Linked DNA regions of Mus musculus: all the other regions are linked to region 1. A link is a loop called in an ENCODE intact Hi-C map of the cell type or tissue named here. Cell type or tissue: heart. All regions are shown on one strand.

What was found. A loop is a pair of places that touch in the nucleus more often than their neighbours do. Peaks named below come from ENCODE experiments on the same cell type or tissue, not always from the same donor. Only the 100,000 strongest peaks of a DNase experiment are listed, where the experiment ranks them.
Region 2: it touches region 1 in a loop (9-fold over the local background); 24 of 42 quality-filtered maps call a loop at or near these places.
Region 3: a loop joins it to region 1, with 8 times the contacts of the local background. A loop is called at or near these places in 18 of 42 quality-filtered maps.
Region 4: it touches region 1 in a loop (5-fold over the local background); 6 of 42 quality-filtered maps call a loop at or near these places.
Region 5: a loop joins it to region 1, with 2.9 times the contacts of the local background. A loop is called at or near these places in 6 of 42 quality-filtered maps.
Region 6: it touches region 1 in a loop (9-fold over the local background); 12 of 42 quality-filtered maps call a loop at or near these places.

Annotation. Positions count from the first base shown.
Region 1 is chr7:118,445,792-118,450,791 of GRCm38, forward strand. It overlaps a transcript of Syt17 not described here. Among named protein-coding and RNA genes, the nearest start is that of Syt17, 4.7 kb to the left of the region's middle. In heart, a CTCF peak has its summit at 2,943; DNase peaks (open chromatin) are centred at 1,670, 2,270, 2,810 and 2,930; H3K4me3 peaks cover 1,784 bases; H3K27ac peaks cover 1,111 bases; H3K27me3 peaks cover 3,844 bases.
Region 2 is chr7:118,514,966-118,519,965 of GRCm38, forward strand. It overlaps a transcript of Coq7 not described here. Among named protein-coding and RNA genes, the nearest start is that of Coq7, 16 kb to the right of the region's middle. In heart, CTCF peaks have their summits at 2,989 and 3,191; a DNase peak (open chromatin) is centred at 3,896; H3K27ac peaks cover 264 bases; H3K27me3 peaks cover 766 bases.
Region 3 is chr7:118,302,932-118,307,931 of GRCm38, forward strand. No RefSeq gene overlaps it. Among named protein-coding and RNA genes, the nearest start is that of Gm35083, 21 kb to the right of the region's middle. In heart, a CTCF peak has its summit at 2,069 (motif pointing right); no DNase peak of the experiment used is centred here; H3K27me3 peaks cover 272 bases.
Region 4 is chr7:118,593,118-118,598,117 of GRCm38, forward strand. It overlaps Tmc5 (transmembrane channel-like gene family 5), which reads left to right and starts at 4,180. Exons shown (of 22, transcript NM_001105252.1): 1 at 4,180-4,427. It overlaps B230311B06Rik (RIKEN cDNA B230311B06 gene), which reads left to right. Exons shown (of 2, transcript NR_169121.1): 2 at 3,308-3,721. In heart, a CTCF peak has its summit at 2,273 (motif pointing right); DNase peaks (open chromatin) are centred at 2,284 and 4,274; H3K4me3 peaks cover 1,766 bases; H3K27ac peaks cover 691 bases; H3K27me3 peaks cover 4,147 bases.
Region 5 is chr7:118,582,567-118,587,566 of GRCm38, forward strand. It overlaps Tmc7 (transmembrane channel-like gene family 7), which reads right to left and starts at 2,120. Exons shown (of 16, transcript NM_172476.4): 1 at 2,038-2,120. The coding sequence starts at 2,101. In heart, CTCF peaks have their summits at 2,114 and 3,610; DNase peaks (open chromatin) are centred at 2,095 and 3,455; H3K4me3 peaks cover 1,044 bases; H3K27ac peaks cover 954 bases; H3K27me3 peaks cover 1,361 bases.
Region 6 is chr7:118,685,985-118,690,984 of GRCm38, forward strand. Gde1 (glycerophosphodiester phosphodiesterase 1) reads right to left here. Exons shown (of 6, transcript NM_019580.4): 6 at 2,574-3,166. The coding sequence ends at 3,019. Among named protein-coding and RNA genes, the nearest start is that of Gde1, 17 kb to the right of the region's middle. In heart, a CTCF peak has its summit at 2,460 (motif pointing left); no DNase peak of the experiment used is centred here; H3K27me3 peaks cover 1,595 bases.

The DNA of each region.
Region 1 (5,000 bases):
CTTTTATACAGCCTTGATGAACACAGAAGAGCCACTGTAAGCTCCCTCGATGGCACCCATCTTTCTCAAAGCTCAGGTGCAAGATGGTGGTGGCCCAGGAGCAACCCAAGGTGGAGACCACGGGGACAGAAAAGAAGCCTCAAGTCCAGGGTCTCATTCTGCCTTGTCACATCCTCTGGGTTAACTCTTCTGATGCGGGTGGAGAAGTGATTCAAGCTGGGAATCATAAAGAGAAAATCCCGGGCACACAGAGGGAACACAGAGGAGACAGAGTTCAGAAGACTCCAGCTCCCTCTAACCAGCCCTACCGCAGGCTGGTACATGTCCCTCCAACAGAGAAGGACCCGTGTATTTCCTGACTTTCAGAAAGGCCCTGAAACTCATTGACCAAAATAAATAAAGCTTTGTGGGTGCATAGCCATGCCCACTCTCTGACCTCCCTTTGTGCTTGCTTTTTTTTTTTTTTTTTTTCCTGTTTTTCCAATTGGAAAACTGTGACCAAAGAAAAAGAATATTACGCTCTGGGTCCCGTAGAAGTTCAAAGACTTTTTCTAAGAGGGAAGCCAGGACCATTGAGACATCTGACTTCCACATCTTCCTCCCAGCCTACAGTTTAGATCCCACCTTGACTGCTAAGTAGCTGTGCGTCCTTGACAAGTGACTCAAGGACTCTGTGCTGACATATGGTTTAGGTAACTGAACGCTGTGACTTACTGTAATCCCAGCACTCAGAAGACGGAGGCGGGAGAATCACAGGCTAGCCTGGACTACATAGCAAGATCCTGCCTCAGAAAAAGAAAATGTCTAATTCAATGAAGAACCATAAAAGCCAGTCTCGCTGTTCTCTGCTCACTCTCTCGGGCATCAGAAGGAGCAGGGATCGTGACCTACATCCTCAACGCTGGTCCATAATTGGTGTCAGCCAAGTGTTGACAAGCAACTATTGAATACATACTCCAACAACTTTCAGGACACAAATGTACAGTAAGTGTGACCTTCACTGAACTTGAAATCAGGACCTAAGCAATCCATGACAAGGCAAACCATTCCTGGAGAGGGTCCGCTTCTGCCAGGTGACAGACTATCTGAGGAACTGGAACAAGGGAGAAGAGTTGGGGGGGGAGGGGAATGTCTGCAGTCCCCACTCCACCTCATCCCCAAGCTGAGATGAGGGGACAAAAAGTGAGTTCCTGAATATGGGAGCCACTCTGCTCACCTCCCCTATGTCTAGGGGCAGGCAGGCAGCCCTAGAAGCCGCAGCTCTTCTAGATCTGTTTGCAGGGTAGGGGGTAGGAGTCTGACCGTGTGACCTTGGCATGACCTGTCATTACTTTTTGTAAAGAAACTGGTTTCTTTGCCAAGCAGCACAGTCCATTTCCACCCAACCCCTCTAAAGGAGTTAGGGGAGGGGTGTTAACTTGGTATTTCTGGGAGTCTTGGGGGCGCTCTGTGGGAGGCATGGGGGGGGGGGGTCCTGCACTTCACAGACCTCAACATACTAAAGTAACCGTCCCCATCTCCCTCACCAGTGTGCTCTGGCCTCTGGATGTCCCCACCCCTCTGCACCCAGCACCCGGGCAAACGATGTCCTTGTCCCTCCAGGTCTGAACAGCTGCCTCCAGCTGGCTCCACCGGCCAATTAGTCCGAGCCGTCACCACGGCAACGGGCGCTGGCGGGCCGGGTGGCTGGCGTGCCCCGGGTCGCCCTCCTACTTTCCCCCCTCTGGGGTGGGTACCTAGGGGTAGGGGGTGAGGAGTTGCAAAGTCACCTCGGGTTCTCTCCTCCCAGGGAGGAGAGCGCGAGGTTGCAAGTCCCACGTAGGGCCCCTGACCTAGCTCCAGAACACGCACAGGTGCCTGCTCTGGGACACCCGTTGTTTTGTTGTATTTTCGTGTTTTGTTTTTATTTTATCCAGTAAGTTTGTGGGAGCTGGGTGGTGCGCACTCCCGCGGCGCGCGCTCCCGGCGGAGGGGGCGCGGTCCCCGGTATTCCCTGGCCGTCGCCCCCAGCCACCGTCCTACCTGGATGTACGCCATCTTCGCCCGCGCTCACTCACTCCGGCCCGGGCATGGCGTCGCCACAGCCCCTTTGCCCTCGCCGATTCGGCGAGGTGGCACAGCCAGCCGGCAAGATATCAGTGGGCGGCCGGGTGGCCCCAGACGTGACTGGCGTGGCTGATGAGCGGCGCCCGCCCCTCTGCCGACCGCCCCGTCCTTGCCCAGCCCTGCGGGGCCGCCTCCCTGGAGCGCAGAACCTGGATGCCCGAGGTCCTCCGCTTCGGTTTCTGGTGGGCCGGCACCCACATCCACACCTTGGGGTGCTCCCTGGTTGCAAAAAAGCTGGAGCGCCTGGCCAGGGAGCCCCGGGAGAGCCGCGGGGACTGCGGCGACCCCGGCGCAGGCGGGGCGGGCGACGCCAGGGCCGGAGTGCGGGAGGCGGGGGAGGGGATGGGACCTCAAAGGGGTGGGTGGGGGCGGTGCCCGGGTCAGCGCTGCGGGCAGGCACCTATCCACTGCCTGATCGACAGCAGGGCTTTCGGGCGACTGCGAGGCGGAGGTGACACTGCGCTGCTAGCTGTGGGTCTGGAGTTGGGGTGTCTTCTCCATCCTGCCCTCTCCCCAAGCGGCTTGGCGAAAGTTTTATACCAGCCGCACCCGATGCGCCTAGAACCCGGCTGTGGAGTGTATAGAGGCTGAAGGGCGGGCACCACCCTGGAACCTGGTAGTCCCCCCACCCCAGGGCAGTACTGTGGTAGGGGGATGCTCACCCTCGCTAGGCTTTGCGTGGGCCCCTTTACCCTAACCGGTTGGGCTGAATGAAGCCCTGGACGCAACAGGTCTGGCGAAGGGCGGCGGCGCAGCGCCACCCAGCGTTTGGCTGCGCCCGGGGGCGTGACTCGGCCCGATGGCATCTGGGACCCATGTCCTGGACTTGTCACCGAGATTTGGCTTCGCCTGCCGGCCCTTGGGGCTGAGCCCCAGCACTGGAAGATTCCTAGCGTATCTTCCAGCCCAGGATCTCCATCGCAAGGACACCAAGCTTGGCGCAATCCTCCGGCTAAGGACCTGAAGTGGACCGTGGTCCTCCTTGGGTTTCCATTTTCCATGCCTGGCAGCTGGTGTCGCTGCTCGCCAGCTCATCAAGCTTGTCACTTCAATCTCTTGGCGGCCCTGTCCTTTCACCATTAAAAATGGGGTCAAATTTCTGCCCAGCCTAGCTTCCAGGGGAGGTAAACGAGTAAAAAAAAAAAAAAAAAAAAAAGCAAGTAATTAAGTATGTAATACACACAAGGAAAAATCTAGCTTTTGGAAGAACGACATTTGTAGCACAGCACGAGACATGTTGAATAACGCATCCCCTGAGCCTAACAGCCATCACCTTCATTAGAGCAGCTGTGCTGTTTGTAAGAGAATCCGAGGTAGAGTTTGTTGACTTGTAGCCTTCCCTCAAAGTTGGAAGACTGGGAAGGGTCGGTGGACCCTCGCTTAGATTCTGGCCACTCCCTCCTGCACCTCCCAGCCATTGTATGTAATTCTACCCATCTGCATGAACCCTGTCTCAGAGATGCTAGAGTCTATGTAGACAGACTGTGGAAGGTTAGTTGAAGCGAGGTGGGTTGAGGGATGACCTTCATATATGCAGCAAAAGGAAAGAGAGTCGCCCCCCCCCCCGCCCCCAGCGGTGCAGCTGCTTTGGGGTCACCCAGGCTCGTGAAAGTAAACCACATAAACTCTGGTTCTCCAAGCTGGGTTTCGGTGGCCTAGCTCTTTGTTTTGTCTTTGGAGCCCTTTGGATAAAGTGTTTATGTTTGTCTTGGGAAAGGATACATTGAGGGTAGGTAATGGGGCTGGCAAGTCCTGGTTTCCAGAGCATCACTTCGGTACCTTACCCCCCACCCCCAACCCTCTGTATCTCTACTACAGAGCCCAGAGCTGGGTAGGCCCAGGGCAAAGTGTCTGCTTGTTGCTGCACATTTTGTCCCCTGCTCTGGGACAGCTCTTACTTACAGATTCATGGGGAGACTGAGGTGCAGAGGTAAGGCCACCCCTCCCCACTAAGGCAATGACTTCCCTGGTCCTGCTTGGCAGGTTTAACCTGGTTTTCAGTGTTTCCTTTGTGGGAAAGGGGGCTTCACAGAGGATGAGTACTTCGAGACATGGGTGGGGGTTAGAGGAGTTTGCTAGGTGTTTCTTTTAATACTAATATCTAACTTAAATTATTATTTAACTTATTGTTATTATTTATTATTATTATTATTATTAAAATTTAAAGTTCTCACCATGTAGCCCAGGCTGGCCTCAGACTCTAGATCTGCCCCCCACCTCAAAGTGTGGAGTTACAATCGTGCAAAGTGTGCCCTGCTAACCTACGCTCATTTCCACACCCATCTTCTACACTTGGCGCACATTCAACATTTTAATTTTTAGATAAACTCGAAGTAGACTGCTTTACTGTCTATCTGTTTAGTTGTGGAAAAATAGGGGAGACTTATAGAGATAAAGACACTTGTCAAGAGGGTACACAGAGTCCAGGGGATAGCATCCAGATTCAGAAGGCCTAAACTTAAGCCCTAGCCACTGTGGCTGGTGGGATGCTTGATCCTAGGGGGAAGGGAGATGAACATCTTGCAGCAAGCCTAAGACATTGATAGTTCTCTCATCTGGCTCCTTTTCCCCTCTCCTTCCTTCCCTTCCCTCTGCTCCACCTGCCTCCTCTTCTACCATCCTCCTTCTCCTTACCACTCCTTTCCCTGAACCCTTCTCCCTGGTCTTTTATAGGCAAGGTCCCACTGTGTACCCATAGCTTGCCTCAAACTATTCACAAAGCCAAGCCTGGCCTTGAACTCTCCATTCTCCTGCCTCTCCCTCCCTAGGGCTGAGATTACAGGTGATTTGAAGTCTGTGAGAATATTAAGCACCCCTAGTGAGGAAATAAAAGTGTTTATTTGATGGGGACATCATAGAATCTGCTAATCTACTTCTGTTGTTAGTAGATGTCT
Region 2 (5,000 bases), 69 kb after region 1:
AAAATAAAACTAACAAAAACAACCTACAGAAGGTTTCTTTTGACTAATGCTTGAGGAAAATCCACAGCCAGGTGTGGTAGGCTCTGTCTGTGGTAATAGATGAGATGCAGTCTCCCATAGCATGTTGGGTAGGAAGGAGAAAACAAAATCAGAACCAGGGTGGGTACAGCTGCCAAAAGCCCAAGCAGCTCCATAGCCTTCAGACACCACCATCAAGCTGGGGACAGAAAGCACAGCCCCCAGAGGACACTTCAGATTTAGGGGTGTTGGAACTCCATCCCCTCAAAGTCACTCCCTTCTCATTGCCTTGTGGCTTGTACAGTGTGAACAACTTCTTTGCCACCTATTCCTTGTCACAGACCCCACAACAGTGGAGCCAGCTGGGCAGAGTGAGCTGCCTGAGACTCTGGGCCAACCTTTCTTCTATTTGATGGTTTGAAGTATTGTGTCACAGTGACATAAAGCCAACACTGGTGACCACCCCATCCATCTTCCTTCTTATCAAGGACCGATTTGGAGTAATGGCCTTTACAGGGCATTTTCTGATCTTCTCCTTTAGACATCATCATGTCTCACAAATACTTAACACAGACAGCAAAATCTTTCTTTCCTCTTTGTCTGAACACGTAGACGCAAAAATACACGTTATGTCCTGGACTCTTGGCCAACACCCATAACTTCCTATGTCCTAATTTCACATTCAGGAAGTCTGTAACTCATTCAAAGATTCCCACAATCCTCTGATGATTGAGCGAAATCATTAGAAATGGAACAATTCTGGAAGGGCGTGGGACAGTGCCTTTCTGGGGTGAGGATAACCCTTCAAACCCTTTCTACCTGCCAAGGAAACAAAATTAAAGCTCAGCTTGGGGAGGTAATATTTCAGTTTGAGAGATGAATTCACACTGTGTGGGGGGCTGCAGGCAGGGTGGAAGGTAAACCTGGCTTCTGGTTAGATACTCAGACTTTCATTCCTGTGCCTGGGGCTCCATCTGGCAAAGGGCAGATGCTAACTAAATGCTTTTCATTAAAAAAAAGTTTTCCATACCCCAATCCCTCCTTGTATCTGTCCTGTATCTTGATGCACACAGTTGACTCAGCAGAACCAACAGAAAGGAGAGGAGAGGAGAGGAACAAAGGGAGAAAGAAAGAACAGAGAAGGAAAAAGAACAGGAAAGAGGGTAGGAGAGAAAAGAGACAGGAGAGAGAGAGTGTATGGCAGAGAGAGAGAGAGAATAAGAATAGAGAAAAGAGGAAAGGAAAGGAGAAAGAGGAGAGGCGAGATAAAAAGAGAATAGATACATGATGGATGAATGATAGATGGATAAACAGACAGACAGACAGACAGATAGACAGACAGACAGACACACGGATAGGCGATAGAGAAAGAGATAGGTGATAGGCTTCAGGTTGGTGGGGTAGGAGCTATATGTTGCCCTAGCTCCCTGTGCTTCTTGGCACCAGGGTGTGAACTGTTCAGTGCCCCCTCCCCCCAGGATGGACTGTCAGTGCCCCCTCCCCCCAGGTTGGACTGTCAGTGCCCCCTCCCCACAGGATGGACTGTCAGTGCCCCCTCCCCACAGGATGGACTGTCAGTGCCCCCTCCCCACAGGATGGACTGTCAGTGTCCCCTTCCCCAGGATGGACTGTCAGTGCCCCTTCCCCCAGGATGGACTGTCAGTGCCCCCTCCCCCCAGGATGGACTGTCAGTGCTGAAACTGTGAGCCAAAATAAGTCTGTCCTCCCTCAGTGTGCATCTGCTGAGTAACTTGGAAAGAGTGACAAGCTAAGTCACTCACACACAGATCAAGCTGTCCCTGAATAAAGGGACCTCCAGGCTCTTCCTTTAGCCGAGCTCTTAATTTCCCATTAGGCAAAAAGGTCAGATTTCTGTAGCCCTTCTAAATGGTATGGTGAATTCACATTCAAACATTATTTTATTTCACGGCCTTTGGACAAAGTGTACCCTTAACTTTATTCTTTTAATGGCCACATGGCCTTATTTACACACACACACATACATACACACACACACACATACACACACACACACACGTACATACACAGACACACACACACAGACACACACAGACACACACACAGACACATACATACATACACACAGACACACAGACACATACACACAGACACACACATACACACACACACAGACACACACACAGACACACACACACACACACACACACACACACACCCCGCATCAGCAAGTAAGCATGAGAAGCTGAATATCAACAGAATTTTTCATCTTGGGAGGAAGCTATTTCAGAGTTAGGCTCTGAAAATAACAAACAAAAGATTCACGAACCCCCGCCCCAAGCAAGTGGGGGTGGGGAGGCAGGCCACTCACCATTGTCCCTGCCCGGTGAAGACATATAGCTTGGAATGTGTTTCCAGCTGTTGAGGCACTGAAAGGGCTGGAGAAAAATTGCAAAAACAGGTCCCTTCTTATCAGAAACTGGGAAGTCGGACAGTGGGGACCTTGCCTCTGCCAAGAACGCAGGCTACAAGACAGAGGGAATACGTCCATGGAGGGCAGCCTGCAGCAGTCCTGGAATTAACTTACTTCTCAATATGGCCTGCACTTCTGAGCTCCCATGTGGGGTTTAAAAGATATACAGCCCCTAGGCCTGACCTGGGAGTCTCTGCTTCAGTAGGTAGAGTAGAGTCTGTAGAGTTTGCCTGTTGATTCTGATATGCCGGCTCAGTTAAAAAATAAAATCAAAAGCCAAAGATGAAGCCTGTGAATGTTCTGTGTAATCCCTAGGAAGAGAAATAGACTTTTATATGTAGATGTGACAGTTAATATTGATTGTCAATAGCTTCCAGAATCACGGAGGAGACAAGGCTCTAGGCATGCTTGTATGGTTGAGGGAGTTTCTAGATTGGGTTAGCCTCTGGGCATGCTTACGAGGGAGCCTTCCTGATTGTCTGGTCCATGGATTGGAGTCCTCCTGCACTGAGTAAGGAGAGTGAGCAGCAGTGGGCAGTGAGCAGCAGTGAGCAACAGTGGGCAGCAGTGAGCAGCAGTGAGCAGCAGTGAGCAGCAGTGGGCAGTGAGCAGCAGTGAGCAGTGAGCAGCAGTGGGCAGCAGTGAGCAGCAGTGAGCAGCAGTGGGCAGTAAGCAGCAGTGGGCAGCAGCTCTGTTCTTGCCAGCACCAGAAGGTGCAATGGGACCAGCCAGGCTCCTCCAGCTCCCACTGCCAGACCTCCCCGACCATGAGGGACTATATCAAGAAAACTATATGAACCAAAAACGAGTCCTTTCTCCCATATGTTGCTTATGTCTGGGTATTTTTATCATCACAGCAAAGAAAGTACCTAAGAGAGAAAGCTGCATGAAGAACGGAGAAAATCTCAAAACCAAACCAAAACAGAAACAAACACAGAAGAGGAAAAAAAAAAAAAAAAAAAAAGAAAGAAAGAAAAGAAAAGAAAAGAAAAGAAAAGAAAAGAAAAGAAAAGAAAAGAAAAGAAAAGGAATTCAGGGGATGGCCCCAGGTGAGAGTTGGGGCTGTGCAGGAAGAGCAGGATCTATCAGGTGCTGCCTGGCGCTGGCTGCTGGCACCTCGCAAGGAAACCCTGGACAGGGAGGGACTGACTGGCTGCTCCCTCCCATATTCTCATCTCTCTCCCTTTTTCTGAGAAAGCAAATGAATCCATCAGGACAAGGACACTGAAGCTATGTGAGCATTGCCACCAGGAGCCCTCCAGCTCACCCTCCCAAGGCAATGCTCAGGTGTGACATTTGGGGATGCTCTCCTTTTGCAGCAGAGATCCAAGGGTGGCATTGCCAGGGCCAAGTTACCACCTTGTGGCAGTTCTCTGCCTCTCCCAGGTGCCTTCACCCAAGCCAGCTGAGACTGCCTGCAGGCGGCCACACTCCCGCCTCGGGCTCCGCTCGGTTCGCGCGCGCCCTCTGGAGGCCACCGGAGTCGTGGGCCGTTCCTCGGGAGGCGTCCAGGCGTGGTCCTGTGACAAAGGACCCTGGAGCTGCAGACAGCCCTGGGGAGCACTGAAGACCTGCTGTAAATGGCCGGCTTTATGTGTTTACTCGCTTTCCCTGAGTAGGATTGGCGTGCTCCCTTTCCCAAAATCAAGGTTCAAGCTGGGTTATACAGGTGTTTGCAAGGTCCTGGGGTGAGGCTCAAAGAGAGTGTGGTCCCCAACAGAGTTCAACTCTTGCACCATGGGGACTGGACAAGTAGTTCCATCGTTCCCGATCTTCTGCAGCAAGGCCCAGAGCTGCAACCAGTAGTCACCAATAAAAATCCCACCTTGAGCTACAAGTTCAAGTGGTCCCCTGAAGCAACAGAGCCAGGCAATAGAGAAACAGATTCGTAGTGAGCCGTTAGTTACCATGTCTGTCTCCAGCCACATCCACACAATCATTCCACCCAAGTCTAGCCAAGTCAACCAAGGAACCTAATGGCAATTTACAAGTGGCACACCACGGAGAAAAGTCTCTCCAGATGTAACCATTAACCAGGGATGGTAGGCACTACCAAACAGAAACTACCAAGGAACCTGTGGGGGTCCTGGCAGCCACACTTGGCCAGGATGTAGATTCTGACTGGGGGTGGAGGGGCAGCCTCAAATTGTATTTGCCCCCTGCTCTCTGGTTGGTACCATTGTAGGGAGGGAGGGTGGGCATGAAGAGAAACCCAGGTCAGCTGCCTGTGGAAACACAGTGCTTGCAGAGACTGCCCGTTCATCATCCTGGCATCAGCCCTGGGTTCTGTCCAACTTTAAATCGTATTTCCCTGAAAGGTCAGAGTGGTAAGGAAAGGGGAGACAAGGAAACACTGTGGCCATGTGAGGACATGCTGCGACGACGGGAGGAGGAGTCGGAACCTCTCTGGAAGCTCTCAGAAGCATCAAGCACCAGCCCTTCATTTTGAAGGGGAGGCTAAACACACAGGAGCTGACTGTCACACCCTTCATGTGGCTGGGGCATCTGGCTCAAGAGTGTTGCTATGGGG
Region 3 (5,000 bases), 140 kb before region 1:
CTCTTCTCTTCTCTTCTCTTCTCTTCTCTTCTCTTCTCTTCTCTTCTCTTCTCTTCTCTTCTCTTCTCTTCTCTCCTCTCCTCTCCTCTCCTCTCCTCTCCTCTCCTCTCCTCTCCTCTCCTCTCCTCTCCCCTCCCCTCCCCTCCCCTCCCCTCCCCTCCCCTCCCATCCTCTCTCTCTCTCTCTCTCTCTCTCTCTCTCTCTCTCTCTCTTTCTTTCTTTCTTTTTGAGATAGGGTTTCTTGTTGTAGCCCTGGCTGTTCTGGAATTCACTCTGCTGACTAGGTTGGCTTTGAACTCAGAGATCTTCCTGTCTCTGCCTCCCCAGTGCTGGGATTAAAGGCGTGTGGCATTATATTCAGTTCAGTTTCTTTCTTAGAAAATATTTATTTATAAATCATTTTTAGGAATGTGTTTGCATGTGTATTTGTGTGTGGGAATGTGCATGAGTGAAGCATCCCAGGAGGCCAGAGACATTGCATCTCCCTGGAGGTGGAGTTGAAAGTGACTGTGAGGCACTTGACATGGATGCTGGGAACTGGATTCTGGTCCTCTCCAAGAGCAGTGCATGCTCTTAGCCATGGATCCATCTCTCTAGCCCCTTCAAATATCTCTAATATAATTTAGTGTGTTAAATCTTGACATGATTGTGATCTAAACCACAAGTCATGTTTGGGGTTAATATCATTAGCGGACTAAAAAAATTACAATTTAGGCTGGTGTGAGGTGTTCGCCTGACATCTTGGCATTGTAATTGAGGCAGGAGGATCAAGAATTTGAAGTCAGCCGGGCGTGGTAGTGCACACCTTTAATCCCAGCACTCGGTAGGCAGAGGTAGGCGGATTTCTGAGTTCGAGGCTAGTCTGGTCTACAAAATGAGTTCCAGGACAGCCAGGGCTATACAGAGAAACCCTGTCTCGAAAAACAAAAAACAAACAAACAAAAAACAAGAATAAGAATAAGAATTTGAAGTCATCTCAGCTTGATCTTTATGATCTTGTAGTTGGTCAAAGGATTACATTTGATCAATTGTAAATTGTCAAACAAAATCTGGTGGCAAGAGGTACATCGTTAGGGTAGAGAGATGGCTCAATGCATGAAAATTGCTGCCATGAAAACTGAAAACTTGAGTTCGATTTCCTGAGCCCACATAAATGTGGAAGGAGAGAACTGACCACACACAGCCCGCTGACTTCCACATTTGTGTGTGTGCACACATGCTCACAGGCACGTGTGTACATACTCACACATTTAAAAACAGCTACACTCTTACCAAGAGTAGCCGAGGGCCAACCAAACAGCCTGATTTGTGAATACTTTGGCCAAGGCCTGAGCTAACTTTTACTACAAAGATCCGGAGAGTAATTTCATATTTTTTCAGGACATGAAAATAACAGAGCTATGTAGGGACACACGTGGCTGTGCTCCAGGAAAATGTTATTTACTAAGTCAGGAGTGGTGAGCCTAATACCCAAGGGGAAGCCAGAGGTTGAGAGTTACTGGCCAGTCTGGGATATATAGCATCATTCTCTCAGAGAGAGAGAGAGAGAGAGAGAGAGAGAGAGAGAGAGAGAGAACAAGCAACAAAACTTTAACAAAAAATGGGAAAGCACAAATTTGGCTTGTAGCTATAGTTGGCTAACCCCATTTGGCTTAGCATGTAGTAAGTGTTTAGCAATTGCTCTCAAATGGCAATTTCGAAATCAGTTCATTTTTATGTTTTTTTTTTGTTTTGTTTTTTTGTTTTTGCAAAAGGTAGAAGGTAGAAAGCAGGAAGTTTTAATGGTCAGTTCCTCAAAATACAGTCTTATCTAGAATGGATTTCATTTTATGTGTTTATTGAAGAAATGAAATCAGAACATGAAGGATGCTGAGTACAAGTGGGCTACTACTGCAATCAATCAATCAATCAATCAATCAATCATCAATCAATCAACCAACCAACCAATCAAGCACACATGCAAGCAAGCAAGCAAGCAACTAACCAACCAACCAACAACCAACCAACCCACATCAAAACCCAAGGCCTAAACCAAGCACCACATGGTGTTGATGTTCTCAAGTCTAACAGCAGGTGGCGCACGAGGCTAACACACGGCCGAGAACTCCCGAACCGTCTCATCACCGTGGCTTTACATTTTAAAGCCTCTGTTTTAATGAACAACACAGCAAGTTTGAGCAATGACTTTATGTTGACAGCACATTAAAAAATATCCTGGGGGGTCCCTTTAAAACTCATCGAGGTGACTTGGCTTTTGCTGGTCAAGCATTCCTGAAGCCTGGGTTTTTCCTGTAAAACCTTATGAATTACAGGAGTTTGGGTGAAGGCCCGGTGAGATAGAGATACAAAGGGAGGGGGAGGGGGAGAGGAAGGGAGGGGGAGGGGGAGAAGGGAGAGGGAGGGGGGAGCAGGAGAGTGTGTGTGTGTAGGCGAAGGTCATTCCATGGCCAGCCTGGAATATGAGACCCTTTCTCAAAAATCAAAAGACAGCTCATCAAAAAGTTTAATGGTTGGTTCTCTTCTTTCCAGTGCTGTTGTAGATTTGTGGGCTCAGTTCTTGAGGAAAATGGGCTAGTACACAAAGATGGCTTCAATGTGCTCTCTAGGCACGAGAGGGACCTTAGAGGAGAGATGGTGGAGTGAGGTTTCTTACTCTGCACTGAGCTGACCATGAAAATTAAGCTGGGTGTGGCCAGCACCATCAGACCCATCTACTCTAGACCCTAGGAGCTTGGGAATTGAGGGCAGCTTGGGCGACACATGAGACCCCATCTTGAGAAAAAAAGAATTACAGTGGTAATATTTATGTTGTATGTTTTGCCAAAATAAGTTAAAAACACTTTCCACAAAGTATTACCTTACAGGTCTCCAGGTCAGAAATCCAAAGTAGGTCTCAGGAGCTAACATGCCTATTGGCAGGACAGTGTTCCCTTTGTAGGTTTCAGGGGTGCAGTGGTTTCTACCTGATTATGTTTTCAGGTATATGAGTACACTGCAGCTGTCTTCAGACACACCAGCATTGGATCCCATTACAGATGGTTGTGAGCCACCATGTGGTTGCTGGGATTTGAACTCAAGACCTCTGGAAGAGCAGTCAGTGCTCTTAACGGCTGAGCCATCTCTCCAGCCCCTCTCTTCCATTTTTCAAGCCAGCAATAGCAGTTGAAGTTTCTTCTTCAATTGGTTCTCTCCTTCCACTATGTGGGTCTTGGGAATTGAACTCAGGCCATCAGGTCCACAGCAAGCTCCTTTGCCTGCTGAGCCCTCTAAACGGCTCTCATGCAATTTCTTTGATCTGTTCCTTTTCCTACCTCTTCCTTATTTTAATTTTATTTTTTTAAGTTTTTTTTTTTTAAGATTTCTTTATTATTATATCTAAGCACATTGTAGCTGTCTTCAGACACCCAGAAGAGGGCATCAGATCTCATTATGGATGGTTGTGAGCCACCACGTGAGCCAATCTCTCCAGCCCATTTTTTTAAGTTTTAAGATGAGGTCTTGCTATGGAGCCTATGTTGGCCTAAAGCTTATCATCTTCCTGCATCACTAACTTTTGTATGCTGGAATCACAGGTGTGCATCACCACACCCAGGATTTTAGAGACTCTTGGAACTCTCTTGCATCTCACTGGATAACGCAGGGTAACTTCTCCATTTCAAGACTAAGAACACATGAGATCTACAAAGTCTCTTTGCCATGAAGGTAACTCAGTAATAGTGATTCCGGGGCCAGTCATAGAGGTTCCGGGATCAGTCACAGCCGTTCCTGGGTCAGTCACAGTAGTTCTGGGGTAGGTTCTGGGACGCACCTGTACTTGCCACTGTAGACACAGAGGACAACTAAGTCTGGCTACGGAACTCACAGGGTCCACCTGCCTCTGTGTGCTACTATAACTTTCTGCATTGCTCTAAAGCAGTGATTCTCAACCTTCGGAATGCTGTGGCCCTTTAATATAGTTCCTTAGGTTGTGGTAGCCCACAATCATAACATTATTTTTGTGCTGGGTAGTGGTGGCACATGTCTTTTTAAAAAATATTTATTTATTTATTTTATTATATGTAAGTACACTGTAGCTGTTTTCAGACACTCCAGAAGGGGGCATCAGATTTCATTATGGATGGTTGTGAGCCACCATGTGGTTGCTGGGATTTGAACTCAGGACCTTTGGAAGAGCAGTTGGCACTCTTAACCGCTGAGCCATCTCACCAGCCCCAGCACATGTCTTTAGTACCAATACTCAAAAGGCAGGGGCAGGTGGCTCTCTGAGTTCGAGGCTAGCCTGGTCTACACAGCAAGTTCCAGAATAGCCAGGGCTACACAGAGAAACCATGTCTCATAAAATAAAACAAAAATTATTGCTATTTTAAAACTTTTTTGAAGTTTTGTAATTTTTGCTATCGTTATGAGCTGTAATATAAATATTTGTGTTTTCTGATGGTCTTAGGTGGCCCCTATGAAAAGGTTGTTCAACTTCCGAAGGGGTTGTGACCCACAACCTGAGAACTGCTATTCTAGAGGCAGAGACCCATATATTGAACTGGGTCTTGAGCTCAACGTAGCTTAGAATGAGCTTGTGTCTAAGCAGATCCACCATACCATCTGGTTTATGTAGTACGTGCTAGAGACTGAACCCAGGTCTAAACGGTGCTAGGCAAGTGCTCTACGGACCGAGCCACACCCAGGCCCAATGACCACAGGTCCTGAGTAGAGATTTTGTCGGCTCTAGGCTCGATGGCGTACATCTGTCAGCTAGACTGGATTACGCACATCAGCTTTGCCTTTGGATGGATTTTACAGCTTACCAGGCCACGCTCGCTCGTCTGGAGGCAAACTCGTGGAGATGTTAGGTGGGGGCACGAAGGAATAGGCAATGGGTGTGGCCTGCCCAGCAAGTTGTCCATGGCCTTCAGAAGCACAGAGCATAATCAATATGGATGACAAATTGATTTAGGCTGCTCCCTGCTGCCATTGTTCCTTATGGCTTTCGGTGGTTAGTTACT
Region 4 (5,000 bases), 150 kb after region 1:
AGGGAGGACTTAGTTTATTCCAGATTTCAGAGGCGTTGGTCCAACTTCTATCATGCTGGCCAAGAAGCAGAGAGAGGGATGGTAGCAAGAAAGAGGTGAGGGCAGAGCATCTCGCGTCCACCCCTGCTTCCTCCCAGGGGTGCCATCTAGATGGGAATTCATCAAAATACAAGGTCAGAACCTGCAGTATCTAACTGTGAGCAATCTGTCACACACACAGCAGGATGGAATGTCTCATTAATCATGAGGTGATTCGAACTCCAATCAGGACGACTGTGGCGACTAGCCACCACAGGGAGTTAAGGAGGTTTCTATCTAGGCTGAGCTGATGAAACTGTCACTGCAGATAGATCAGGTGACAGATACCATCTAGGAAGGAGGCCCACTCAGTGAGGGGCAGCAGGTATTAGGGCTCCTTCTTCCTAAATGACTGTGCAAGGCTCTCTGGCAACACTAGAGTTCACAGGGGAGAATACAGGCAGGCTCTGGAGTTGGTTAGGAGCCTTACAGTTAGGCTACACAAAGAATCTTAGTCATCTCTGTTCAGCTCAGATCTAAGAGGCAGAGGCAGGGCACTGAGCTCAGAGTTATATGTAAATCTGAGTCTAGAGAGGACCCGCTGAGCTTTCTAGGTTCGTAAGTCCCAGAACAAATAATTGGACCAGGGTGAGAAAAAAGTAGAGGTGCTGATGGACCCCCACCTGGGAGTGTGGTGAGTCTCTAAGGCCTCTCCTCTCGGGAGAGTGCCTTGGGTGAGCTTGGTTTGTTCCTCATAGCCCTGGTGAGGGAGGAGTTCCCAGGCCTTCCGCCAACTGGCTTCTTTCATATGCTAATCTCCCCTCCAGCCCTATTCTGCCAACAGTTGCTGTAACAGAAGACCACCCCTCCTCCCAAATTGGGTGCTTTATATAGAAAAAAATATATCGTTCACACAGTCTCCAGCTGGGAAGGGACATCTGTTCAGTGAAGAGGAACAAATACAGCTTCTGGAACATTCCTGTGAAGCAAATTGCCTGGGTGCTTCAAAGATATCAATAGCTGGAGTGGGGGCGGGGCAGGGGCAGGGGTGAGGTGGGAAGCTCTGTAAAGCTCTTGCATAGTAAACAGGAGGTCCTGAGTTCCACCCCCAACCCTGGGGGGTGGGGCAAGGAAACAACAAGAGTCGGGGTTGGCTGAAGCAAGGGAGGAGGAGGGGACAACTGGACTAAAGTAGAGTAACATGGAACTGATGGTTCACAGCCGACCTCCTCTGCTTTCCTCTGTTGGTGCTGGCTATTAGTGCGAGCAGGAAGGTCCTTGGGATTTCCCAGCACACAAAGCTGAGAGAGTACTGAAGAGCTGCCATAGGGGACTGGGGAGGGATGGCTCAGTGGGTGACGCACTTGCTGCAGAAGCCTGAGCATCCGAGGTTGGACCCTCAGCATCCACGTAAAATTGGGCTCAGTCTGTAATCTCGGCTCCTACCTCGAGAAGACGGCCAGAAGTAGCCTGGGGAGTCCCTAGGCCAGCTCGGGAATGCAGCTGTGAGCACCAGACTCAGCTTCCCACAGGTAGAAGGAAGGCAAATGTCTCTCGCTGAACCTTGAACTCATCCGGCCACCAGTAAACCCTAAGTGTTTTCCTCTTTCTAGCCCATGCCCCACAACCCTCACCCCAGAATGGGGTTACAGTGTGAGTGCAGCCACCCGTGGCTTAGTGCTGGGGATTTGAACTCATGTCCCCATGATTGCAGCAAGTGCTCTTACTCACTGAGCCCCTCTGATTTAAAGACGCTTGTCTTAATTAAAGGCATGCTGTGCTAGCATTAAATAAACGGGGCTGTCTGGTGCTTTCAGGTTCGTCTTGGAGTCTGCGTGTGGGATTCTTACGGTTCTCTGATGGACCCAGTCACGCCAGCCAGCATGGCACAGAAGCAATGTAGGTCGTGTGGCCCTGAGGTCAAGCAGACCCAGAACTGGCTCTGTAGGGCAATGTTACATAAGTTCCCTTTGTCTCTGTCTGAATTACCTCCCCGTGTCTAGATTTCCGTGTCTTTAAACTTAAGACACGCTATGACTATGTTTTCTGGACCGGACTGGGAGACCAGAGCTCAAGCACTCTGTTATCCTGTCACATGATTGAGTGCATGATATCACGTGCCAGGTGGGCACCTAATTTGAGCTTCTTTGACCAGTGAGTCCCTTCCGTAGACTGGGCTAGATCCCTTCCTAGTCGTCTTTCCTTGACGAAGCCTCCCTTTTCTGCCTCACCCTAGAGGCAAGTAGCCACAAGAGGGAGCCAGAGAGCAGGCATGGGAACCGGTCAGGCCAGCTGGGGAACTTTGCCAAGTTTGTATTGATGGCACGCGCGCGCGACTCTGCAGAGGTAAACACCATCCTCCCAGGAGAGGGCAGACTAAATCTTGGTTATAATGAGTGTTTCCGAAGGTGGCCAGGGTTCTGCTAGGTCTCTGGGAGCCTGATCTCCGGCTGCTACGGACCGGTCACAGTTTCTGGAAAAAAAACCCACCAAGTCAAATCCCTTAGTGTCCCAGAGTCACCACCTTTCAAGTAGTGCTTTATGGTCTTTTTCAGGCTAGCTGAGGATATTTGGGCAGAGATTTGGGTGGGGCATTTATTCCGGTTTTGTTTGTTTGTTTATTATTTTTAAAAAGTGTTTTACTATGTGGTCCCAACTGGCCTGGAACTCCTTTTGTAGCACAAGCTGTCCTAAAACTCACAGGTCCACCTGCCCCCACTTCAGTGCTGGGATTAAAGGCATGAGCCACCATGCCTTGCCTTGCCATGTGGGCCTTTAAAAAAATGCCTCAATGAAGACAAATGTGCTTACATTTTAAACTTATTTCTCTCTCTCTCTCTCTCTCTCTCTCTCTCTCTCTCTCTCTCTGTGTGTGTGTGTGTGTGTGTGTGTGTGTGTGTGTGTAAGTCAGACAACTATTTTTAGTAGGTAGTAAATTCCTCCACCTTTATACCATGTGGGTAGAAGTCAGGCAAGCGTGGATTCAAACCCCTTTATCCAACTGAGCGGTCTTGCGTGTATGTTAAAGAACTATGTCTATAACCATATCGTGATCTTCTTGGTCGCAGAACTAGGTAATAATAGCCTCTGAGATAAACAGGCAACAGAGTCTGTTTGCTGGTACAGTGCTTCCTTAGGGACCCTGCTGTGCCTGACACACCATGTCCCCCCTGCAATAGTCAGAACGACAGCTGGGTGGTACTGAAGCAGACACACACACACACACACACACATTTCTTAACAGTAACGGAAAGCAAATGGCTTGCAACTTATCATCCTCATCCTTCAGGTGCAGTTCAACGGAGAAGAGCCACGGCGCTATGTGGCTTGTCTCCGGAACGTCCTCATCTGGGGAACGCCACCTCAGCACCCCCTCAGCGCCCCAAAGCTTCTGTCTGTGGTTGTTTCCTGTGCGAGTACAACTCGGAGCATTCAAGCTGTTGTACCAGACTCATCTTGCCCAGTGTCAGAATCTCTTGTTCAAGACAGGCTGGGTGTGAAGCATGCCTATAGTCCTGGCACATCAGGAGCTCAAGGCCGGTCCAGCTACTTGAGACCCGTGTGAGAGCTTAGAAGGTAAAGGTGCTTGCTGCTGTGCTTGACAGCGTGACGGAAAACAAGAATGGACCCCTACATGTTGTTCTTGGATCTCCATACATGTTCCCATGGACCCCCAATAAATAAAATGTAATTAAAAAAAAAACCTCTCTGTTTTGTTATGAAATTTCCCCTCTGTAGCTCTGGCTGCTTTAAACTTTCAGCAATCCTCCTGCCTCAGTCTCGTAAGTGCAGATTACAAGCCTGGGCCAACAGTCTGGCTGACGTTTTCCTTCCTATTGAAAGGCAGGATTTCACTAAGTCACAGGGACTGTCTTGGAAAGATCTGGGATGACAGGCTGGGTCACCACCCTGACCACTTGGTTTGTTATTGGATGGACAGTGTCGCTCTAGTGGTGAGTGGCAGGGTGCTCCTCACTGTGGTGTCTGATTCTGTGTCTGATTCTGGTGATCCGAATCTCCATGTGACTCTGCATTTCTTTAGATTCCCACAGTGTGGCCGGCAAAGCTTTTGGAGCTAGTCGCTCCAGCCCCAATGCCTTCCGGCATCCCCTGGGGACTCCATGGCCCTGGCTTCTGCTGAGCGGAGGGGTGGGGCTTTCATGGGAGACAGTAGTGTGTGTACACTGGAACGAGCAGTAGTTGTCTATAGCCACCGTCTTCAGGGACCTGCTGGATGCTAAGAATACTGTAGCCGGCCCCTGGATACTAGGACGACACGCGGCAGCCTGCGCACAGTCCTAGGTCCTAGCTGGAGCACACTGTGAGTGTGAGAGAGGCGCTGCGCCCGGGTGAGACGGTTGCCCTGCACGGAGGGTAGCGGCTGTGGCACGGAAGCAGGAGCTACGCAGGTGGATTGGGTGAAAGTGGGGCGGGGAGCAGGGGGGAGCGGGAGCGGGGCGGGCGGATCTAGGAGCTAAGGGCCCCGGCAGCCTCTGCACCCCAACAGCAGCGCTGGCCTTCTGTGGTAGCAAAAAACGGGGTAGGATTGTCTAAACTGCAATTTGCATGAGAATATCTTCAAGATCAATTTCCTTTCTTAAGAAAGTCCCATAGCCACAGGTCCAAAACCCCGAACGTGTCTAAGCCAATATCAAAAAACTTCTCCCTTCCTGCCTGTCTTCCCCTGCGACCGCTTACCGCCAGGTCTGGAGGGCACCTGCGGCCAACGCAAGAACCATCTCACAATGTCTAGGGCAGAGTCCCTGGCTAGATGGGATGGTTTCCAGAAGAGAGAGACTGGGTGGAACTTGTGTGTCTCCTATACTTGGGGTTCTCTTGTGTGAAACGGGGAGAGTTCTGGGACGCTACTGCTAAGCACCCTAAGATGACAAAATGCCCAAACTCTAATACGGCAGAAATCAGGAAACGGTGCCTGACAACTGAGAAAGGACCTTTTGCCTTGTGGTTCCTCGACGCCCTCT
Region 5 (5,000 bases), 140 kb after region 1:
CCTGGGAGGAACGGGCATTAAAACAGGAACCAGTGGAGAGGGACTTCCATGCAAACACTATCATCAGAGTGTGTCAGACACTGGGGCCACCTTCCAGGAGCCCCGTAGCACAAGAAAGTACAGCCATAAATGTCAACACTTAAATTTTCTTAACACTGGCCCCAAAATGGCCCCAGAGAGCTACACTCCCAATGTCTGGGTGCTCACACTGGGCAAAGTGACCCACGATGACCAAGAAGCTGCTGCAGAAATCTGGCACGGACTTCAAGACTGAACCCCAGAACACAATAGCTTCCAGCCTGCTCTCTTGGAGTCATCTGCTCTGGGGAGGATATGAGCCATGTTGAGGGGAAGTCAAAACCAGCCTGAGAAGGCAGAGTAGGCCGGTTGATCAAGCCATGGTGGGAAGGACCCTCCAGGGCCAGTCAAAGATGCAGGCGACTGCAAAGCCAGGTTCCCCTTGACTACAGCCTTACAGTGACAGACTCAGGAAGCAGAGACCCCAGAGGGTTCACTCCTGAATGCGCACACCATGGTCTAGCACAGGACTGTTGCTCGGCTACAGTGTGCTGCTTCGGAGTGCTGCTGTGGGGTCCATTTCCAAAGAGGTCCTACCTCATGCTGCTAGATTAGGAAGTCAGAAAACAGCATCTGTGTAGGGCAGACACTATGCACCTGTGTTCCAGGACACCCAGAGAGGTCAAGTCATGAGGTGAAGGCCAGCCTGGCCAGCATCAGGAGGCAGAGGCAGGACTCCAAGGCTGGCCCAAATTGCAGAGGGTTAGTCTCCAAAAAACAAAAACAAAACCAAACCAAAAAAAAAAAAAAAAAAAAAAACCAAAACAACTTTAAAAAGTAAAAAGAACTGGGGAATGTAGTTCTGAGGGAGAGCTCTTGTCCTGCTGTGTGAGGCTCTAAGACCTAGCCCGGGAATTTCAAAACAAACAAAACCTTGCAGATAACCAAGGGGGTTGGAGAGATGGCTCAGTTTATAGAGGTCCAGGGGTTGCTTAGAGTGGCCCTTCAACTCTCAGCAAAGACCCAAAGTGAGACCGAGCATGCTGGAACAAGAGGAAGAACCATGGGAGCCACCCAGAAAGATATTGGGCTTTCACAGTGCTGCATGGGACCCTGGGGTGGCTGGAAAAACGCTACAGGTGCCACGCCCCCAGCCCCTCACTGTGGGATTCCAGGCCCCTTGCTGTTACCAAAGGGCTGAAACAAGCTGACATCAGCAGAGCTGGAGCTGAGCAAGAAAGGGGAAAACCCTATCATAGAGCTTCGCCTGATTTTTTTTTCCCTGCTTCCAGAGCTTTGTCCCAGGACTGGGTCTTTCTTCTGGAGGCTGAAGAGCCCAATGCCCTCTCTCTGAGCTTTGCCTTCGTAGATCCAATCTCACTGAAACTCATACTGCAGATAACTTTTGTTAGTTCTGGCTCAAGACAGAAACAAAGTAAATACAAAGTACAAGGAAGCCTGCTCCAGGGGGTTGGCAGCTCTACTATATCTACTGGGCGGCGTCTTTACACATTTCTGTAAAATCTCAGGAAGCTGTATATTTGACTGTATATTTAACACAACTAAAAAGAAATTTTTCCTGTGCTAAGTAGGCTGCCATCGACTATTGCCTCGCTATAATCGGGGCTGTGCTGGGCATTTGTTAATATTTCACTGTTATTCTGTCAATCTGAGGCTCAGAGAGGGCAAGTCACTTGGCAAAATTCACACAGCAATAAAGACCAGAGACAGAATGGCTTCGAGTGGGTCTAAAGGGAATATCTAGGGGCCAGCCGCTGGGGCGGGCAGGTTGTCACAATCTCTTCACAGAATAAGATACCGTGGCGATCTAGAGGCTGGCCTGGGTCCGTGAATCGTCGCGTGGAAAGTGGGGACTGCCTCTCCAGCTCGGTAGGCAAGGCAAGGCGAGCCTCCTAGCCGGGCATATCCGCTGCCCACCGCTTTCCCCGCAGCGGTGCCCCGCGGAGGACCAGGACGGCCACCCTGCCGCCCCGCACGCCTGGTCCCGCCGCGACCTACCTGGGTGTACGGCCCGCTGCCGGCTGGACCCGTGGCCCGGGTCGCCCGCGCTGCCCTCGCTCATCACGGCTCGGCGAGGACCCTCCAGCCGCCTGCCGGCGGCCCTGCCTTGTCGGGTTCCAGATGACGTCACAGAGGCGGGCGGGGCCGTTCCCACGGGCGCGGGGTGGGGACCGGCTACCTCCAGGAGCCTCTCAGTCTTCTTTCTCAGTCTCCTTCTCCCCTCCCCTTGGTCCCTCCCTCCCCTTTCCTACTCTCTCGGTGCGCCCTCCCCTTCTTCTTCCCCCCTCCCCTCCCCTTTCTCTTTCTCTCCCTCCCTCTCTTCTGGTACTCTGAGACCCAGGTTGGCCTTGAGCTCCTAATCTCCTGCCTCCACCTCCCAAGTGCTTGGATTACAAGTCCCACTATTGTAAATTGTCACTTGGTAGCAAGTGTGGAACAGAAAGTGTGGAACGTTGCCCTTTGGGTTCGTGTGTGTGTGTGTGTATGTGTGTGACACATGCATAACTAAGACAGTCAATGTGTACCTTACACGCTATATATCAATGTATGTGTGTGTAGATGGCTGTCTAGAGGGTGCAGTCAACTTGCATGGTTACCGGAGGGAAGGGCAGGTGGGGGATTTGCTACATATGTTCTTCCTAGAAATGTTCTCATTCACCAACACCCCATACATATATATACATGTACAGCTAAAACGTAAAATTAAAGTAATGAATGGGGCCAGTAAGATGAATCAGCAGGTAAAGGTGTTTGCCACCAAGCCTGGCAGCCTGAGTTCTAGCCTCAGAATCCATAGGGTAGAAGGAGAAGATGGGCTCTCACAGATGTCCCCTGCATGCATACAGGCACAAAAGAAATACGAATAAATGAAATTTGGAAAATATTCTTTTAAAGAAGAAAGTGGGATTTTAGAGATGCTTCGTTGGTTAAGAGCGTTTCCTGCTCTTCCAGAGGATTGGGGTTCAATCCCCAACACCCACAACCACCCTGAACGCCAACTCCAGGGAACTCTCTTCCAACCTCCACAGGCACCTGACACACCGTACATGCTCATGCAAACACACATACACATAAATAAAAAGTTAAAAAGAAGAACTTGGGAGACAGATGGATCTGTAAATGTGAGCCAGCCTGATCTACATAGCAAGTTCCAGGCCAGCCACGGCGACATAGTGATACCCTGTCTGGAAGGAGGAGAAGGAACAAGGAGGAATTGGGACTTGATGGATGGAGTGGCTGTCCCACCTTCTCAGGAGGCTGAAGCGGGAAGATTGAGCCCAAGAACTCAAGGCCAGCCTGGACAACACAGGAACCTCCACAAAAAAAGAAAGTGGATCAGAGGAGGACCAGGGACGAGCAGGTGGCAACAGGGCAGAGCAAGACTGCTATTTTGAGAATTACTAAAAGGCTCAGACGCCAGCTGGCACCGGAGACCATTAGCAGTGGCAGTGAAAGCAGCCAAGCGGGATCACCACGTCTGTTTGAAGGTCACCTGGCTTCCCAGTGTCCCTCCCTGTGCTCTTCACCCTCTGAATTTTCCTACACTGTGCCCTCATCCTCCCATGTCAGTTAGATAGTGTCTGCTGACCTCTGGCTGTTTACATAGTTTCTGTCCTTTTAGTTTCTCTGGCTTACTGAATGATTAATACAGGATATTAACATTAATTTAAAAAAATATTGCCAGCCATGGTGACGCAGGCTTGGAACTCCAGAGCTCTAGAGACAGAGGCAGCACTATTATGAGTTCAAGTCCAGCCTGGGCTATATAGCAAAACCTGACTCAAAACAAATAAATAAGAAAACTGAACTAGAATATAAAGAATATGACCCAATGGTAGTGAGGAGTGTTCCAGCAGGCACCAGCTTACTCCTGTATGAGTTGCAATCCATCTCCAGGGCCTGGGCTGTTTCTCCCCAAATAGAAACATTTCCTATGGCTTTCCTTCATCTTCCAACCCACTTCCACGTTTCCATCTCATTATTTCCAGCTAATTTTAATTTATGATTATGGATGTTTGTGTCTGCACACCATGTGTGTGCCTGGTACCAGTGGAGACCAGAAGAGGGCATCATGTCCCCCAGAAATGGAGTTGCAGACAGTTGTGAGCTTCCATGTGGGTGCTGGGACCCAAACCAGGGTCTCAGGAAGAAAGCCAATGTTCATAACTGTTCAGTCATTTCTCTAGACCCTCGAAGTGTTGTGTTGTTGTTGTTGTTTTGTTGTTGTTGTTGTTGTTAGGGTCTCATCAGCCCAGGCTGGCCATGAGCTCATTATACAGCCAAGGGTAACCTTGAACTTCCCCCTGCCCCTCCTAAGTGCTGGAATTGCAAATGTGTACCACCATGACCAACTTCACTGTCAACTCTTCCAGAAAACTGTATTTGTAATAAGAAAATAGAGATCACTGAGTTGAATGTGTTCATTTGAGGCTAGCTTGCATAGTGAGAACTGTGTCAAAAACAAAGAGGGGGCAGAGAAGGGAAAGAGAGAGGAATCACAATGGATGCTATCACCATCACCACCGCCGCTGCTGCCACCAGTGTGTGCAGTGTTTTGTGTTTATGCAGGTGCATATGCACAGTATGTGGAGACCAGAGGTCACCTTTGGGTCTTACATCTCAGGAGCTCTCTGCCTTGCCTTAGTTAGCTTTCTTTTTCTTTCTTTCTTTCTTTCTTTCTTTCTTTCTTTCTTTCTTTCTTTCTTTCTTTCTTTTCTTTCTTTTCTTTCTTTCTTTTCTTTTCTTTTTCTTTTTTTTCTTTTCTTTTTCTTTTTTTTAGACAGGGTTTCTCTGTATAGCCCTGGCTGTCCTGGAACTCACTTTGTAGACCAGGCTAGCCTCAAACTCAGAAATCCACCTGCCTCTGCCTCCCGAGTACTGGGGTTAAAGGTGTGTACCACCACGCCTAGCACTTAGTTAATTTTCTTTTTCTTTTTTTTCCCCAAAGATTCATTTATTAT
Region 6 (5,000 bases), 240 kb after region 1:
TCCCTGACTCTTCCTCTCTCCATTCTCTCCTCCCCCAGCTCTTCCCTCCCACATCAATGCTTTTGCTTTTCTCCCCAGTCCATCATCTTCCCCCACCTCCTCCCTCCCTGGTGCCCCTCCCCCCTTTCCTGTCTCCCAACCTCACCTTGCTCCATCTCCCCTCAGCCCTCACCCTTTTCTAGGAAATCCCCCCCTTTGCTCCTCTCCTGTCCTGTTATGTCACATGCCAGGCACCCATTTTGAAGGGCCCCAAGGCTCAATCAGGCCTCAGATGTGTTTTCTGGGGTCACGTTCTCCTCCCTCGTATCACTTGGTCACAGTGTGACATGCTTAGATATTTAATAAATGTTAAAAATTTCAAGAGAAGCCGGGCATTGTGACGCACACCTTCAATCACTTGGGAGGCAGAGGCAGGCGGATTTCTGAGTTCGAGGCCAGCCTGGTCTACAGAGTGAGTTCCAGGACAGCCAGGGCTACACAGAGAAACACTGTCTCAAAAAAAATTTTTTTTTTCCCAAGAGAACTTCCTTGGGCTTAAAGCTCGGTGTGGAGTATATGCTCACTGTGAGTCCCTGGGCTCAGTCTAGCACCAAAACTAATGGAAGGCAAAGGTTTTTAAATATTTTGAGTCTATGTAGTCAGGCTGGCTTCAAAATGAAGGCTCTCCTGCCTCTGCGTCCCAAGTACTGAGATTACAGGGGTATACCATCACAGCCAGCCTGAAGCTGACCTGTCTGCCCCTGCTAGCTTCTCCCTCCCACCTCTCTGACCTTTCAGCCCCATCTGTGGCCTGCCATAGACCCACAAGCTAGTCATGGTGTTTCCACAGTCCTGCTGGCGTACAGCAGCCAGTGAGTTTTAGAATGCCACCAGTCCATACAGCTAGGTGACAAGAAAGGATGTCAGGTTTTGATACTGTGTGTGAAGGCTCTGGTAATAAAGGAGACCTCAGATACTTCTAGTCAACATTTATAAAGAGCCAGGTGTGGCAGCACATTCCCATAACCCCTATAGTTGGAATGCTGAGGCAGAAAGCTTAAGACCAGCCTGAGATCAATAACATGACTGTCTCAAAAACCCAAGGACTTGGGGTGAGGCTCAGGGGTGGAGCACTTGTCTAGGATGCACAAAGCCTTAGGTTTGATCTCCAGCAAAGAAACTAGCTTCTTTTTTTTTTTTTTTTGGTTTTTTTTCGAGACAGGGTTTTTCTCTGTATAGCCCTGGCTGTCCTGGAGCTCACTTTGTAGACCAGGCTGACCTCAAACTCAGAAATCCGCCTGCCTCTGCCTCCCGAGTGCTGGGATCAAAGGCATGTGCCACCACTCCCGGCTCTAGCTTCATTTTAAATGTCACCACTTACAGCTATGTCTCTTGATGCTGGCCTACAACCTCAGCTACTTGGGAACCTGAGAGATTTTACGTTTATGGCTACTCTAAATAACTTAGTGGAACTCTGTCTTAAAGGGGCTGGAGTGAGTTAAAAGCCTAGCAGACAGAGGCGCTCACCAAGCTTGATGACCTGAATTCAACTTTGTGACCCGCGTGGTGTGAAGACCCTGGCAAGCCGTCCTTCCATCTCCACATGTGTGCCACGTGCACTCTCACACCAAAGGGAATTTGAAAATTTTTCTTTTTGAGATGGGGTTTCTCTGTGTAGCCCTGTCTGTCCTAGAACTTGCTCTGTAGACCAGACTGGCCTGAACTCAGAATCTCCCTGCCTCTGATTCCAAACTGCTGGGATTAAAGATGTGTACCACATCTGGCTTAATTTAAATTTGTTTTAAAAAGAGGTCTAGATATAACTCTGACAGACGACTTACCACAGGTAAAGCCTAGGCTGAATTTCTAGCATCGCATGCTAAGGCCTGGTATGAGGGTTCAACACGGAAAAAGTGCTACCAAACCCAATAGTCTGAGTTCAACGTCAGGGACCCATGGGGGAAGGACAAACCTGCAAGTCGTCTTCTAACGTCTGGGGCAGCAGTGGTGGTACGTGTTGCCACCCCTTCCTTCAACAACTAAAAACAACACACACACACACACACACACACACACACACACACACACACACACAGCCGCTTTGTCCCTGTGGGATGGCCAGGGCCTGGAACTGGACACTGCCTGTGGACTTTATGATGGACTCAGGTACGTCCCTAACTGCGCTGCCTCTGCTTCCTCACCTCTGAAGATGATGCCAAGCATCCGTAAGCGTTTTGCCCAGGGCTGCAGATGACTGTGCTTACAAATGCCTCATCTAGTTCCCAGTCTAGAGCAACGACAGCAAAAGGAACAGTAGGTCTGAGTCAGGGCTGAGGCCGGCACCAGTCTGTGCATCTGCAATTGAGAAATGAAGAGCAGCCCAGATCCTCAGACCCGTTCTCCTGGTTCTTTATCTAAGAACCTGCCAGTGATCAGGCTTCCAAGCACGATGGGAAAGCTGCCGCTCTGCCCCCTGGTGGTCAGAAGTGCTTACATCAAGATGACACAGATAATTCCAAGTCTTGAAACTAAAGCAGGAAAGGCCTCCCAGGCACTGTAGGACCAGAAGATCAGTACACAGTTTGCCCTCTGTTCACCTTTCAATGATTTTATTAGTGTGGTCACAAGTTTGACACCTACAGGTCGCCATTAACAAAGCTGACGACAAATATTGGAAATAAGTGAATTACTGAAGTACGGCAAGATTTAAAATGTCAACTTGGAGTGATCATGCAAGCCCCATGCATTGGTGCCTGCGCCCTAATTGCAGGACCCACTCTGCTCATCCTCGTGGCTCTGTACCCTCAGCGGGGTCAGGGTGGGGCCACCCTGCCTTTTTGCAGATCCAGAATTTTAAGGGCAAGTGTGGAGCCTTCCTTGGAGCATGGTCACCATGCCTGGTTTCTGCTTGTTGGGGTGACACTGTGACTATTGCTAGTATGAGCCACAGGGTCCCCAGGGCTTGTGCTAACAGAGTGTTCTCATGTCCCTGCAAGAGGCCTCCAGGCAGTTTCGCAACTGTGTTTCCTCCTGGGGAGTCTAGAAGTGAGGTGCACAGTCTTCTAGCATGCTGTCAGTGATGTAGCTGGACCCAAGGTGGGACTCGTAGTAATTCTTTTCATCAAAGGTATTGACAGTCCAACTCACAACCTGGATTCCTTTAGCTGACCACTTCTTCAAATAGTCCCTGGAGAAAAGGGGAAAATCAGCCGTGTTAGAATGGACAGCTGTCCTGGAATTGAGAGCTCAAAGCATGTGCTCTGTGACTGCCAACTGCTCCCAGAGAGCCTCCAGCTGGCCTCCTACCGCAGTCAGAGGCTGGGAAGCAGGCACGGCTTATGTCTGCTTTACATCATCATCCGAGCTCACACACATCACAGTCACCAAGGGCTATCATCTCTGCCCTCTTACACCAACCACACTGTCCGTTTCTCTCTGTACTGCAGGAGCCTCCCTTTCAGGTCACCAGAGCTTCTCTGTCCTCCGCTCCTGGGGAAGAACAGCGCTCTACACCCTCCCTCAACGCTTTCTTCCTTGCAGTTCACAGGCAGAGCTTAGTTTGCTCCTGGCACCCTGTCCCATATCTGGTGAAAAGCTGAGAAGTCCTGAGTGTCCCCAGGTATGGGAAAGGTCACAATATAAAAGCAGCTGTTGTGACACAAACCAGAAACATACCTTCAAACAGCAAGCCTAGAACAACCACATTTTCTCAGATTTACAGGTGATTCAAGATGATTCAGTGACTTCCAGGCAGACAAAAGGCTCACAGCCCCCACTCCAGAACTGGTAATTTCTCAAGACAAATGAGCTACCTTGGCGTGTAGCTGAGACATCCTCAAGGAAGATGCCAGGTAACCACTCTGGTGAGGCCAGGTAAAGAGACCCAGGTGTGAGCCTCCCACCTCCACCATGCCCACTTCCTCACGTGCTCCCACAGCACTGGCCCGACAAGAGCAGGCCTGGATGTCCTTTACCCGCTGGCTGATAGAGAGGCTGGAGTGTGACCCTGGGCCTCGGGCACGCAGGGAGGCAGTCATCCTCAACTGTACCGCAGCGTCTCTTCACTTCTGTTTTATGCTCTCACTGGAGCCCGGGCTGCCCTTGAACATGCAATCCTTCTGCTTTAGCCTCCAGAGTTGCTTGACTTTCAGGCCTGTGCCACCGTGGTAACAATTACCATTCCCCTCCTTCTTCCTTGGGACACCTCCCTGTGCGAAACTAGATCAGAATACAAGGCCTATGCACTGCTGTCCTTGAAGCTGTTGATGGCGCTGTCTTTCACTATTGTTCTCATCTTAGATTTGAGACAGGGTGTCTCAATGAACCCGGAGATCGAAGCTCCAGCTAGACTGATTCCCAGAATCTGCTGCTCTAGCCACACACATGCTACTGCGCCAGTTTGCATCCGGCTGCTAGGAATGTGAACTCAGACCCCAAAGCTCGCACAGAAGCACTTACCCACTGGCAGCCCTCAGCTGTGGCTTTGTATTTACTAGACTCAAGGCTGGACTGGCATCCCTGTCCAATTGGACATGGAAGTCAAGGAGGCAAAGAGCGCGGCTCTGCTTCTTCACTACTGTACCCTCCGCTTCCTCATGCAGCACCTGACAGCACTGTTGGCCATAGCCAAATGGCTGCCAGAATAGCAAGCTGGAAGTCGGATGGAGCTACAGTGTGCGTCTACAGCTCTAAGGCTGCCACAGACAGCTCAGAGATGTCAGTAAGCGAGAGAACAGACAAGCAGAAGGGAGGATGGGAGCTAGAAGGCCATGGCCATACGCGGTTTCCGCTGTGGCACTTCCCTCCGTCTAGTTTCCCAAGGGAGCCAATCACAAGCAGTGCAATGTCACCACTTTCTAAAAATGCTTTACAACACTGGACTGGGGTTGGGCGGTGGTGTAAGCTTAATCCCAGCACTCACTGGAGAGGCAGAGGCAGGTAAATCTCTGTGGGTTTGAAGCCAGAGGTCTGCAGAGTGAGCTTCAGGACAGGCAGAGCTACACAGAGAAACCCTGTTTGAT